Linked DNA regions of Homo sapiens: region 1 is linked to region 2. The links are chromatin contacts, found by Hi-C in ENCODE. All regions are on one chromosome and are shown on one strand. Each heading gives the region's core, a stretch centred on a gene start or an enhancer-like site at or near the end of the contact. The rest is flanking DNA. Distances are from core to core; before and after follow the strand shown.

Region 1 (5,649 bases), core at 2,297-4,796, 4.1 Mb after region 2:
ATACTATGCAGCCACAAAAAATGACAAGATCATGTCCTCTGCAGCAACATGGATGCAGGTGGAGGTCATTATCCTAAGTGAGCTAACATAGGAACAGAAAACCAAATACCGCATGTTCTCACTTTTAAGTGGGAGCTAAACATCTAGAACACATGGGCACAAAGAAGGGAATAACAAACACCAGGGCCTACTTGAGGATGGAGGGTGAGAGGAGGGTAAGGATTGAAAAACTACTTATCAGGTGCTATGCTTATTGCCCGGGTGATGAAATAATCTGTACACTAAACTCCCGTGACACACAATTTACCTATATAACAAACCCACACGTATACCCCTGTATCTAAAATAAAGTTAAAAAAAAATACAGTTTTCTTTTACCTGCCATTTGCCAACTTGTGGTGGATAAAATATTTTGAAACCATATTTTTTCAAGTAAGTGTGAGATTTTTGGTTAAAGACAGTTAGGGCTGGGTACAGTGGCTCATGCCTGTAATCCCAGCACTTTGGGAGGCTGAGGCGGGCAGATCACCTGAGGTCAGGAGTTCAAGACCAGCTGGCCAACATGGTGAAACCCCTTCTCTAAAAAAATTAGCTGGGCATGGTGGTGGGCGCCTGTAATCCCAGCTACTGGGGAGGCTGAGGCAGGAGAATCACTTGAACCCGGGAGGCGGAGGTTGCAGTGAGCCGAGATCGCACCATTGCACTCCAGCCTGGGCGACAGAGAAAGACTCCGTCTCAAAAAAAAAAAAAAAAAAAAAAAAAAAAGGTTTGTCAGAATATTAGCTCTCAGGATAATGCTTTTCAAGTACTCTTAACAAGAGTCAGCACATCACAAAATCATGGGTGTGCTTGTATGCATGCAAATGCAACACACAAAATCTCTCAATGTATATAGTAAGGAAGTAGTCACAGATGTCTGGAAAATTAAGATAACTGCTATCTAGAACCAAGCCTCTCTGTATTTTTTTTTTTTTTTACTTAAATATAGTGTACTTCTAGTTGGTAGTTGAAATCAAGTATTTCATGAACCAGTGCCAGAAATAATATTTTTTCAAATAACTGATAATGGAAAGAAATAATGTTTTCACAACCTTGAATTTTATTTGGCTGAAATTATTTTATTTTTTTCTTAATTTACCTATTATTTCATCTTACACTTACCTAAATGCAGTAAATATCAATAAATCAGACAGTGGCAAAAGAATTACTGAAATCCATATGTAGAATTCTCAGTTTTGCAAAATTCTCACTTTAAAAATTAAAATTCAATCTGTAACTTCAAAGCCTGCAGAAACAGTGGGAAGTTGTGTTTAAGGTTTTAGGGTCCTAGAGTAGTATAATTCAGGCCAGTTTTTATTATTCTTATAGGAATAATAAATTTAATAATAAATAAAGGATGCACAAAAGGCTAAATTCTTATGCAATAAATAGTATTTAATATATCCCCTAAACCTATTTAGGAGATGTATTACTCATTATATTATGCATAATCTATTGTGCATTACAGAAGTTGAACTACCTAGAAGGCTAAAATATTCTGAAAGAGAGGAAATACAATCAAACTGTACAAAATTGCTACAGAAGAACCTTGGATTCTCCATTCTGTTCCTTCTAGGATCCCCAGGAAGACGCCCACAATTTTTCTACTAAATAAGACCACGCCATCTATTCTCTAAATTCCTCAGCCTGAACCAAATGTTTTAAGCTTTGCAACTCTTTAATTCCTTCCCAGTTCCCCAAAATCCCCCCTGAGATTCTCCAACATCCATCTACTAACAGAAAAGACCAGCTACAGCTGAAAAGACATCAGGATACAGTTGTCTTCCATTTAACCAAACTTAAATGATAAGAATCACCCATGGCAATGATCAAAAACAGATTTTGATTCAGGGAGTCAGGACTGGGGTACAATAACCTACATATTTTTTAAAATGCCATAGGCAATACTGATGCACGTAGTGTGAAGACCACACTCAAAGAACCAACAGGCTCCCAATGTCTTATTTTTATTTTTTAAATAACTGTCACTCATCAGGAGTCTATCATCTCTTTAAATAATCTTTCACTGGAATCTGTTTATCTTTTCAGACTACAGTCTCTTCAAGTTACAAGTACTGTGAGATTACCATTGGGTCAGCCTGGCCCGTCCTGTGGCAGCCAACCTGGCTTCCCTGTTCTGAACAGCTGCTCTGACCATCTGGGAAGCTGTGAGGCAAGGCCCGCTTTATCCTGTCTCCTTGCTCGGGCCTGATAACCTTAGCCTTCCTACACTCGGCACAGGACAAAGCACCAGGCCGCGTCCTCTGCAGCAGATCTGCTCCCTCATATGGGACTGGAATGAGGGTGGGGAACCTCCCTGGGAATACATGTCTATGATAATAACACAAAATGTTTGCTTAAATTATTGTTTGCAATTCCACTTTTGGGAATTGCCTGAGGGAATTAGGGACAAATTTGAAGTTATCTTCAATAATATCAAATCATTTGTTTTGAGGGAGTAATTCTGAATTTTGGAAATCGCCAGTCAGTACAAAATTTGTACTCAGTAGAGTTTCTAGTAGGGTATGGTTTACAGTGATTTGGGTTTTACTAATCATTAATAATGTACGAAGCCTCACAGTGGCATTGTAATGTCTCAACCTGACTAGGCTGCACTCCATTTCCCAGAATGTTCTTCCCCTATGTTTCTGGTTAGTGTGGGTCACAGAGAATCTTCTGCCAGGTGACTGATACCAGCACAGCTCTCTGAGGGATGCAGCAGTTTCCTGCTACCTTCTAGTATATCTTTTCATTTAAAAAAAACAAATATTATTTGAAGACCTACTATATGCTAAGCACAATGGCAAATGCTTTCTGAACTCATCCTTACAATAGCTATGCTAGCATCATCTCCTGATTCTAAACACAAGAACTTAATTTTGGGGAGTTTACAGAGCCTGACCAAGAAACAAACACCAGAGAGTGAGGTCTTCAAGTCTGTTCTCCTTCTTTTTCCTTTTTTTCCCCCTACTTCCCACATTAATGTATGTTCTCCTTTGTAGTGTTTTTTTTATTGTTTTATTTCCAGCTATTATTTTCCTTGAAGATTAAACCAAAAAATACTAGTTCTTTGCTGATTCCAACAATCATTCAAAACATACAGAGCTCTAGCAGATACATAACTTGCTTCAAATTTTCCATCAGTATCCTCATCAGTAGCTATCTTTTCACAGTTGGCCATTTTATTTCAAGGATCCAAATTACCGACCTTTTTCATGTTTTCCTTAGTTAGACCTATGGGTTTCTCACATTAGTCACTGTCATAAACATCTATCTTTTCTACCTTCTTCAAAACATTTATGCTGGTCAAAAGCATTTGCTTCCAACATTGCTTCATCTCTGTGATTTTCTACTAAAGGACCATGTGTCTAACTCGCATTTCAGTTAAACTTACGTCAAAGTTGCTGGGATTTGCTCTGAATAACGGTAACTCATTTTTATGCTGGCAGCAAACGTCAGGCGAAATGTCTACTCACTCTCCCCAGCTGCAAGCACAAGATTGACGAGCTGACCTTGAGAGTTAGGAGGCTGTAAACCGAAACATGTTGCAACATGTCCCGCTATGATTACGCCTCCTCTGCTTTTACAAAGTACACCAGAAAGCAGTATCATTATTTGAGTCACACCTGGTAACTTGACACCTGCTGACACCTTTCTACTGTTTACTTGCAATGTCTCAATTTTCCACCCTTCTAAAGGACTCAGTGTCATCTGAAAGCTTGGCACTTTCACTATGTGCCCAGGGCTGGAGATCACTGATAAAGACGTTAAATAAAACCCATTTTAGTTCCACTCTCTACATAATGCTCGCTATTTAAAGGACTCACTCAAAGAAGTGCCTGTTTCCCTCTACCCTTTGTTTCTTCTGTCTGAACTACTTCCTTCTCTTTGACAAAACTCATCCCTTCCAATTCCACAGTGTGTCTTAGCTGTTACAGCTAAGGGGAGGGGAGGGGAGGATTGGCAAAGACTTTTTGAACGTTTAAATAAATCCTATCTATGGGCTCTCCCATGTCAGCATGCTTGGTTCACCTAAAACCATTCCAGAACCACCTTAAGAGCCAGGCTTGTCACTAAACAGCTGTGTGACTATGGGCAGAGTCCCTTTATCTGTCTGTTTCTCAGTTTCTTCATCTGTAAAACAAAGCAACTGGTCTCTGTGATTTATTGATATGTGGGGTCTCATATTTAGATATAAAACTCTATCATTCTGGTCTGTCTTGATATAAGGCAAAGGGCTCTTTCTCAAATAGGCTGTGTTTGTTTAAGATTTGAATGATGTCTTTATTGGCCTATAAGACGCTTGGTACTCTTTCTATGCATGAACCTTTTATGGGTAATCAGAGATGAGACAGATATTGTGAGCAATAAAGAGAGGAAATCTGAATAATTTGAGCCATGGCTCTGCAGTAGAAAGTTGACAGGGACATATAATCTAGCCCTCCGGAGTGATCTTTACACAGAAATAAAGTTTTCAAATGAGCACTTAGGGAAGTTATACTCTCACACTCAGCTCAACCACCTACAGTCTCTTATAGGCAGCTAAAGTGTTAATACAGCTGGACACTGAATGACATAAAATCAACTGGGTCAATGAAGAGATATGGGCTGACCCAAGTACTGAGATGCACTTCAAGTTATACAGAAAGTGCAAGTATCGGCAGTCAGGACCTAAATACCTACAAGGCCAGACAGGTCACAAGAATGTGTAAATGCTGCTGACTATTAACTCCCTAGGGAGTGGAGAACTAGGCCCAGTTAGACAGCACATGCCTCTCTGCAAGGCGTCCCAATTCAGTTCTTTCAAAAATGATCCTGGTGAAACAAAACCCACCTGAAGACCAGAATCAGCCCTCATAGTACTAGTTAATAATCTCTGATCTTACTGGTAGGTCAGCCCTCTGGATTTCTTTGTTGACTTTTTATGGAACTAAACTCCCTGTTACTCTGATAAAGCCAGTGAAGAAAGGCATGAACGGATGTATTTCTCTGGCAAAGTAATATAAAAGACTCCATTTATGTGATGACCTAAATCTACTCCACTTGTTAGAGAAAAAACTTCTGTTATTTAAAAAACAAACAGTTCTTTTTCAGGGTGCCCACTTTATAGAGTTCTAGTGAAGACTGAAAAAGATAATAATCTGAGATACTTAGCATAGCATCTTGCACATAAATGTTAGCTGCTACCATGACTACTACTGTTACATTATATCCGGTGATGGAACGCAACTACATTTTTCCACAGAACCACACAGAACTATAATATCCTCAGGCTGGGGAAGTTTTGAGGTTTTGGATTCTTGTGCTTTCTAGATTCTGCTGCTGCTCAGACACTGTAAGTTTCTTTAACGTGTGGATGTAGCACATCTGTCACTTCCTTCCTCTCCACCCACTCCACTCCAACTGAATGTCCCAATGCTGATATTCAGGAAAAAAGGTAGAGCAAACAATTATAAAACATCTATTCTTTGCACCTCTTCCAACGTCAAGATTTTTTTTAAAATCCATTTTTGAAATTGACACACCATTCTCAATCCCACCCATTGTAATGATACCCCTACAATCTTGAGAATCCTTTATGGGAAGCGGATGTCTCTTAAAAATTCATAA
Region 2 (6,244 bases), core at 524-3,023:
TATAGGAGCTGTTATCACATCCCTGTCCCTGAGTTTGACACTACCTGAGTTGAGTTCTTATTCTGCCACTCCCTCTGCCAAACCCTTGGATCTAGAGTTGACAGATAAAATACCCAGTTAAGTTTGATTTTCAGATACCCAGGATGTAAATTTGAATTTCAGATATACCATTTTTTTTTTTTTTTTTTGGTAGAGATGGAGTTTCATCATGTTGGCCAGGCTGGTCTCGAACTCCTGGATTCAAGTTATCTACTCACCTCGACCTCCCAAAGTGCTGGGATTACAAGCTTCCTGTAAGTACTTAAAAAAAATAAGTATATCCCAAATATTGCATGGGTCATAGTGATACTAAAAAGTTACATATTGTTCACCTGAAATTATTTACTTATTTTTTTGAGACAGAGTCCGGCTCAGTCACCCAGGTTGGAGTGCAGTGGTGCGATCTGAGCTCACTGCAACCTCTGCCGCCCGGGTTCAAGCGATTCTCGTGCCTCAGCCTCCCAAGTGGCTGGGATTACAGGTGCAGGCCACCACACCCGGCTAATTTTTGTATTTTTAGTAGAGACGGGGTCTCACCATGTTGGCCAGGCTGGTCTCAAACTCCTGGCCTCAAGTGATCCTCCTGCTACCGCTCCTAAAGTGCTGAGATTACAGGCGTGGGCCACCGCGCCCAGCCTGAAATTCAATTTTAATTGAGTATGCTGTATTTTTATTTGCTAAATCTGGCACTCCTATTTGGGGCTAGTTTACTAACACCTGCTTACTGAACACCATCCAGTACCAGGTTTTGGGGTGAGTGGGTTGGGGGGAAGCAGAAAGAAAAGATAGCTCCAGCTCTTGGAGAGTTCATACTCTGGTTTCCTGGAGAATTCTAAAATCATTAAAATAATCCTCTCGACCATTACAATGACTGCTAGATGAAATTTCTGAGAGCACAGCTTCCGAGTTTCCCTGCTGCCTAGGGCAGAGTTATCCACCTTCACCTTATCATAGAACCACCTGAGACGCCCCTGCCATGGACAGTCTGATGCTTTTGGTTTGGGGAGGGATCCAGAAGCCCGAGGTTTTAATGAGAGCCACGTGATTCTGCTGAGATAAGTCTGGAGAACTCTGGCAAGCCTGTCTCTTGGCTCAGGCTTGGAGGCCTCCGAGCAGCAACATCGTCCCAATTATACCCCGTTGGAGCATCTTCAGATCTTCCACTCTTTTCACAACGCAATCAAAATCTTCGTACCCATTTTGCAGTAGTGATCTCTGTAAGTTGCTTTACAATTCATAAAGTTTATTCTATTTGATCTTCACTCTAATTTACAAAGAAAAGCAGGGAAGTCTATTTCTGTTTTACAGAGGTGTACAGGGAGGCTCACAGGGGCTAAGTTCACACAGTAAGCCCTCGAAGCTGCCAGGGCTGCAAAGCCCACCCTCTTTCCACCGCACCGAACTACCTCCTTTCGCCTACAAAACGTAGGTGGGGACCACTGGTGTTGGAATGACGGCCCACCTCGAGTTTCAGGTGACTTCCACTCTGCAATTAACTTGCAGGCAGCCCCAGACCTGCAATGAACACACGGGTGGGGGAGAGATATGCACGCCAGGGTCAGTGGGAACCAACAGCCGAGGGGTGAGCGGGGCTAGGGGCCCCGGGCCGCCGGCGGGGCAAACGCGGTTCAGAAACGCAGGCCGCGCTCTGGCCCGCCCCCTGCAGCAGCACGGCCTGCTCGCCATCGCCCGGAGAGCGCCGCGGGTTCCCGAGTCCGGGCGCGGAGGGCGCGCGGGCACGGCGGCAGGGGCGTGCTCGGAGGACGCGCGCTGCGCTGCTCCTCCAAAGGGCAGCTCCGGGGGAAAGAGGGTGGCGTCCCGGGGAAGCCCGCAGCCGCCGCCGATGTCGCTGGGACTCGGAAGTGCCGAAAGAGGGGTGTTGGGAACTCGCGGCGCGCGTGAACGTTGCCGTCGCCGCCGCCCGGGACAGCCCGGAGGTTGGTAACTGGTGACCATAGGGGGTCCTGGGGAGGTTAGATGCTGAATTTTCTGCGTCAGTTTACTCTGTTAAAAAAAAAATGCACAAAACGCTTTCCGTTTCCTACCCAAGTTCCCGTGTGCGCGCCCGAGGGCGGGACAGAGGAAGTTCCCGGTCGGGCGAAGAAGACAAAAGCGGCGGGGGCCGCGCGCGCAGTGCGCCCGGGCAAAGGCGGGGATCTAGGCGCCGGGACAAGTCCGCGCACGGCCCTGCCCACGTCCTCTCTCCTTGGCTTCGTCCCCAGCTTCCGGAACTGCTGCGGGGAGTTGCGAACTCTGGTCCTCTTGGCAGTATCGGCGGTGCGCCTGCCTGCCTGCTGTGACTCCAGGGACTCTAAAGTTAGAGACTTCCTTTGCGTTCTATCTTCAGGACTCAGTTTTCTTCCTCTGTTCTGAGTCTAACCTTCAGGTGGCAGGTCTTTATGCGGAAAAACCCTCCCGCTAATCCTCACCAGAGGTACTTTACGGGTAGCATTGGTGTTAAGAAATGTGCTGCTACCTGTGTACATTGCTCTTGGATCAGGGTTGTAGGGCTAGGGCATTTGGCATCCTCAGAGGTTTGCATTACGTGGGAGTGAGACATTGCTTCTCTTTCTGTTTTTGTTGTTGTTTGTGTTTTTGAGGCGGAGTTTCGCTCTGGTCGCCCAGGCTGGAGTGCAATGGCACAATCTCAGCTCACTGCAACCTCAGCATCCCGGTTTCAAGCGATTCTCCAGCCTTGCCTCCTGAGTAGCTGGGATTACAGGCATGCGCCACCACGCCCACCTAATTTTGTATTTTTAGTAGAGACGAGGGTCTCACCGTGTTGGCCAGGCTGGTCTCGAATTCCTGACCTCGGGTGATCTGCCCACCTCGACCTCCCAAAGTGCTGGGATTACAGGCGTGAGCCACCGTGCCTGGCATCTCATTCATTCTCAGAGCTAAGGACCTATTTCAATGTGATTAAGTGCTATGGGAATGCAAGGAGAGGAGAGGGAAGGCTTCATTGAAGAGGCGGTAGTTCATTGAAGGAGACTTTGAGGAATGATTTTTTTCCCCTTCCATTCCTCATGTTCCATTTTCCCTGTGATTTTTCTCCCTCCTTTCTCGTTGCCAGTCAGTCCCTAATTGTGATTGTTTGATAAGGACAGCTCTGACCTGAGAGATTCAATTAATGTTAATTTAAGGAGACTGTGTGCTTATTAGGTGCTTTAGATACATTATTTCTAAACCTTACAGTAACTGGGAAAGATAAGTGTTGTTATCTCTTTTCACAGTAGGATAGAGAAAGCCTTGGAGGGGAGCCAAAGCCACAAACTAGTACATGTCAGGGCCGGGTTTTGGACTCCTCTTTTGGATCAACGCCTGTGCTTTATCTACTGTTTACTTTGCCCCCTCCTTGGAAGTAGGTTAGATGGATGAACTTAGGGTGAAAGTCAATTCTTTGGAGGGAGCAGCCGTTTTTGTGGGTGGCCAGATGTTGGTGGGAGCTCTGTAGGTAGCATCAGGAACTTGCGAGCATGGGCCTTACCTGCACCCCCTGCTTCCAGCTTAGGACCTGGCCCAGGGGGAATGTTCCCTAAAGCAGTGGTCCCCAACCTTTTTGGCACCAAGGACCGGTTTCATGGACAATAAGTTTTTCATGGACTGGGGGAAGGGGGATGGTGTTGGGATAATTCAAGCACGTTACATTTATTTTATTTATTTGTTTTGAGACAAGAGTCTCGCTGGGTCACCCAGGCTGGAGTGCAGTGGCACGATACTGGCTCACTGCAACCTCCACCTCTGGGGATCAAGCAATTCTCGTGCCTCAGCCTCCGGAGTAGCTTACAGGCATGCGACACCACATCTGGCTAATTTTTGTATTTTTAGTAGAGACAGGATTTCACCATGTCAACCAGGCTGGTCTCAAATTCCTGAGCTCGAACTCCTGAGCTCAAGCCATCCTCTCCTTGGCCTCCCAAAGTGCTGGGATTACAGGTGTGAATCACCATGCCCCACCTGCATTACATTTATTGTGGACTTTATTTCTATTATTATTACATTGTAATATGAATACAACTCACCATAGAGTAGAATCAGTGGGACCCCTGAGCTTGTTTTTCTGCAACTAGGCAGTCCCATCTGGGGGGGTGTGTTGGTAGACATTGACACCCAAAGTGTGTTTGCTTATGTCCAGCCTACTTCATAGTCTCATTTTGGTTGCTGTCACTGCAGAAGACCCTGCTTCACAAAGATAGGATGTTGGAAATGGAAGCAGGCTTTTCGGTGCTTTTGTGGCAATTTCAGGATACTTTGCCTTGACTTTAATCCAGAATGTATGGATATTTGAAGTTGTCTTAAACATACTTCTAGGGCCCGGTCATTTGCTATCTCAAACAGTTGGTCCTCTTCTAGCATGGACAAAGTCAATTCACCTGGCTTATTCACAAATGGATCTAGGATCCTTCCCAGTTCGGGTGTCTTTTGTAGTTGGGAAGTAATGCTCAAACTCTTTTGAAAGCTGAGATAGGTGATCATGCACCAGCTGGGAGAGAGAAGGCCCTGGCTTAGTCTCTTTCAAAATCTCTGCTAATGTTTGAAACGTGTCAGAAATCCCAGTGTTCACTTGTCGCCGCAATAATTCCAGTTTGGTTTTGAGTGCAGCCACTTATCTGCCGACTTGAACACAGTTCTCCCCTGAAGGGACAGATGGAGTTCATTGAGGAGGTAAGCAAGTAAGCAAGTTTTGTAACCCCTTCTATGAAATGTGCTGCCAGTGGTGACTACTTTTCTAGAAGAAATCTCTGGAGTGGCCCTCATAACTCAAACTCCGGCCAGTGATCTATCTTTAGAAAGCCATCCCACTTCTGTGTATAAAAGATGTGTGTGCTCTATGTCCATCTCACAGAGCTGTGTGAACAGATGTGAGTTAAGGGCATGTACTTTAATGTGGTTGATAATTTTAATCACATCCTGCAAAATGTTCTTAAGTTCAGGTGACATTTTTTGGCTAGCCAACACTTCTCTATGGATGTCACAGTGCATAGACTCACATTCAGAAGTGACCTCTTTGGCCCGAGTAGTGAAACCAGTCGTAGCAGTCGCTCTGCCCAAGCACATACTACCCAAAAGGACCAATTCGGTTTTTCTGATAGGTAATCATTCAAAGACTTGAATAGTTGTGCAGCTGTGGTGTTGGTTAGCAACAAAAGTGCAAGTGACATATCCTCGTGCACCTAACATCTTCATGTATATCCTCCTGAAAACTGTATCACAAAAAAACAAGCATTGTTGCCTTGTCAACACTGGTAGACTAGTCAACCCAGATTGCGTACCGCAGTGACTCATTAATCCTCTCTACCAATTGTGCCTCAATATCCGCTGCTATTTCAATTCGCCTAGTTTACTCTTCACCAATAGTAAAGGGCTTCTTAGCTTTAGCAATACGGTTAGCCACTAAGAATGATACTCTCATTGCAGACACATTTGATGAAATGGTAGCCTTCAATAATTGCTTCTGTTCTTTGTGCTTATGTTTTTTCTTTTGAAAAACTCCGAAGCCTTGTCTTTTAATGCAGGGTGCTTGGTCTCCATGTGGTGAAGCAGTTTTGAAGGTTTCATGGCTTCATTGGATAGCCAGTGGCCACATATTACACAAAGTGGGCTTGGAGAATGTGAGTCACCTGTTGCAATGAACCTGTAATTTGAGTATGACTCCTGGTATTTTCTTTTAAATGCAGCTTGCTTTTTGTTGGCAATCTTACAGTCTTCTGTCTCATCATTGGGTCTTCCCCCTTTTCAAAGAAGCTTACCAGTGATGTTTGTTTTTTACTCATTTCGGCTAGGGTTAGCTTGTGGGCTTACCAAAACTGTGACTGAGACAAATGTGCAGTGCAGGAAACAGGCACACCTGGAAGTGGTAAATAATGGGCGGGCCATGAGTGGACTAAAATAAGTGTCGGATTCTGACTGAAAGCCTGCCCACAGATGCAGCTGTACGATGGAAGTACATCAACTCACTTGCCACTATAAAGCCTGCCACCAGGCAGCATTAAGCTACTTGTTACTTGACACTCACTGATAGGATTTTGATATGAGTCTGCAAGCAATTGATTTATTATGGTCTCTGTGTAGTCAAACCTCCCTCTTAATGCTAATTTGTATTTGCAGCCACTCCCCAGTGCTAGCATCACTTGTAGTCCCAACTACTTGGGAGGCTGAGGAGGAAGGATCACTTGAGCCCAGGAGGTCAAGGCTGCAGTGAGCT

The links. A loop is a pair of places that touch in the nucleus more often than their neighbours do. Pooled maps may share reads with other maps.
Region 1: a map with no recorded cell type shows a loop between it and region 2 (9-fold over the local background). The contact joins the enhancer-like site here to the promoter of HHAT in region 2. A Hi-C loop is called at or near these places in 2 of 37 single-sample maps with no recorded cell type and 4 of 50 pooled maps.

Annotation. Positions count from the first base shown.
Region 1 is chr1:214,436,050-214,441,698 of GRCh38, forward strand. The region is part of intron 3 of PTPN14 (protein tyrosine phosphatase non-receptor type 14); the gene reads right to left. Among named protein-coding and RNA genes, the nearest start is that of PTPN14, 110 kb to the right of the region's middle. RefSeq lists enhancers at 3,099-4,070, 3,385-3,724. Within about 2 kb of position 3,547, at least 17 of the 41 ENCODE cell types and tissues checked have a DNase peak (open chromatin) inside an H3K27ac peak, as active enhancers do.
Region 2 is chr1:210,327,129-210,333,372 of GRCh38, forward strand. HHAT (hedgehog acyltransferase) reads left to right here and starts at 1,774. Exons shown (of 12, transcript NM_018194.6): 1 at 1,774-1,976. RefSeq lists enhancers at 947-1,116, 1,991-2,350, 3,463-3,632 and a silencer at 1,581-1,830.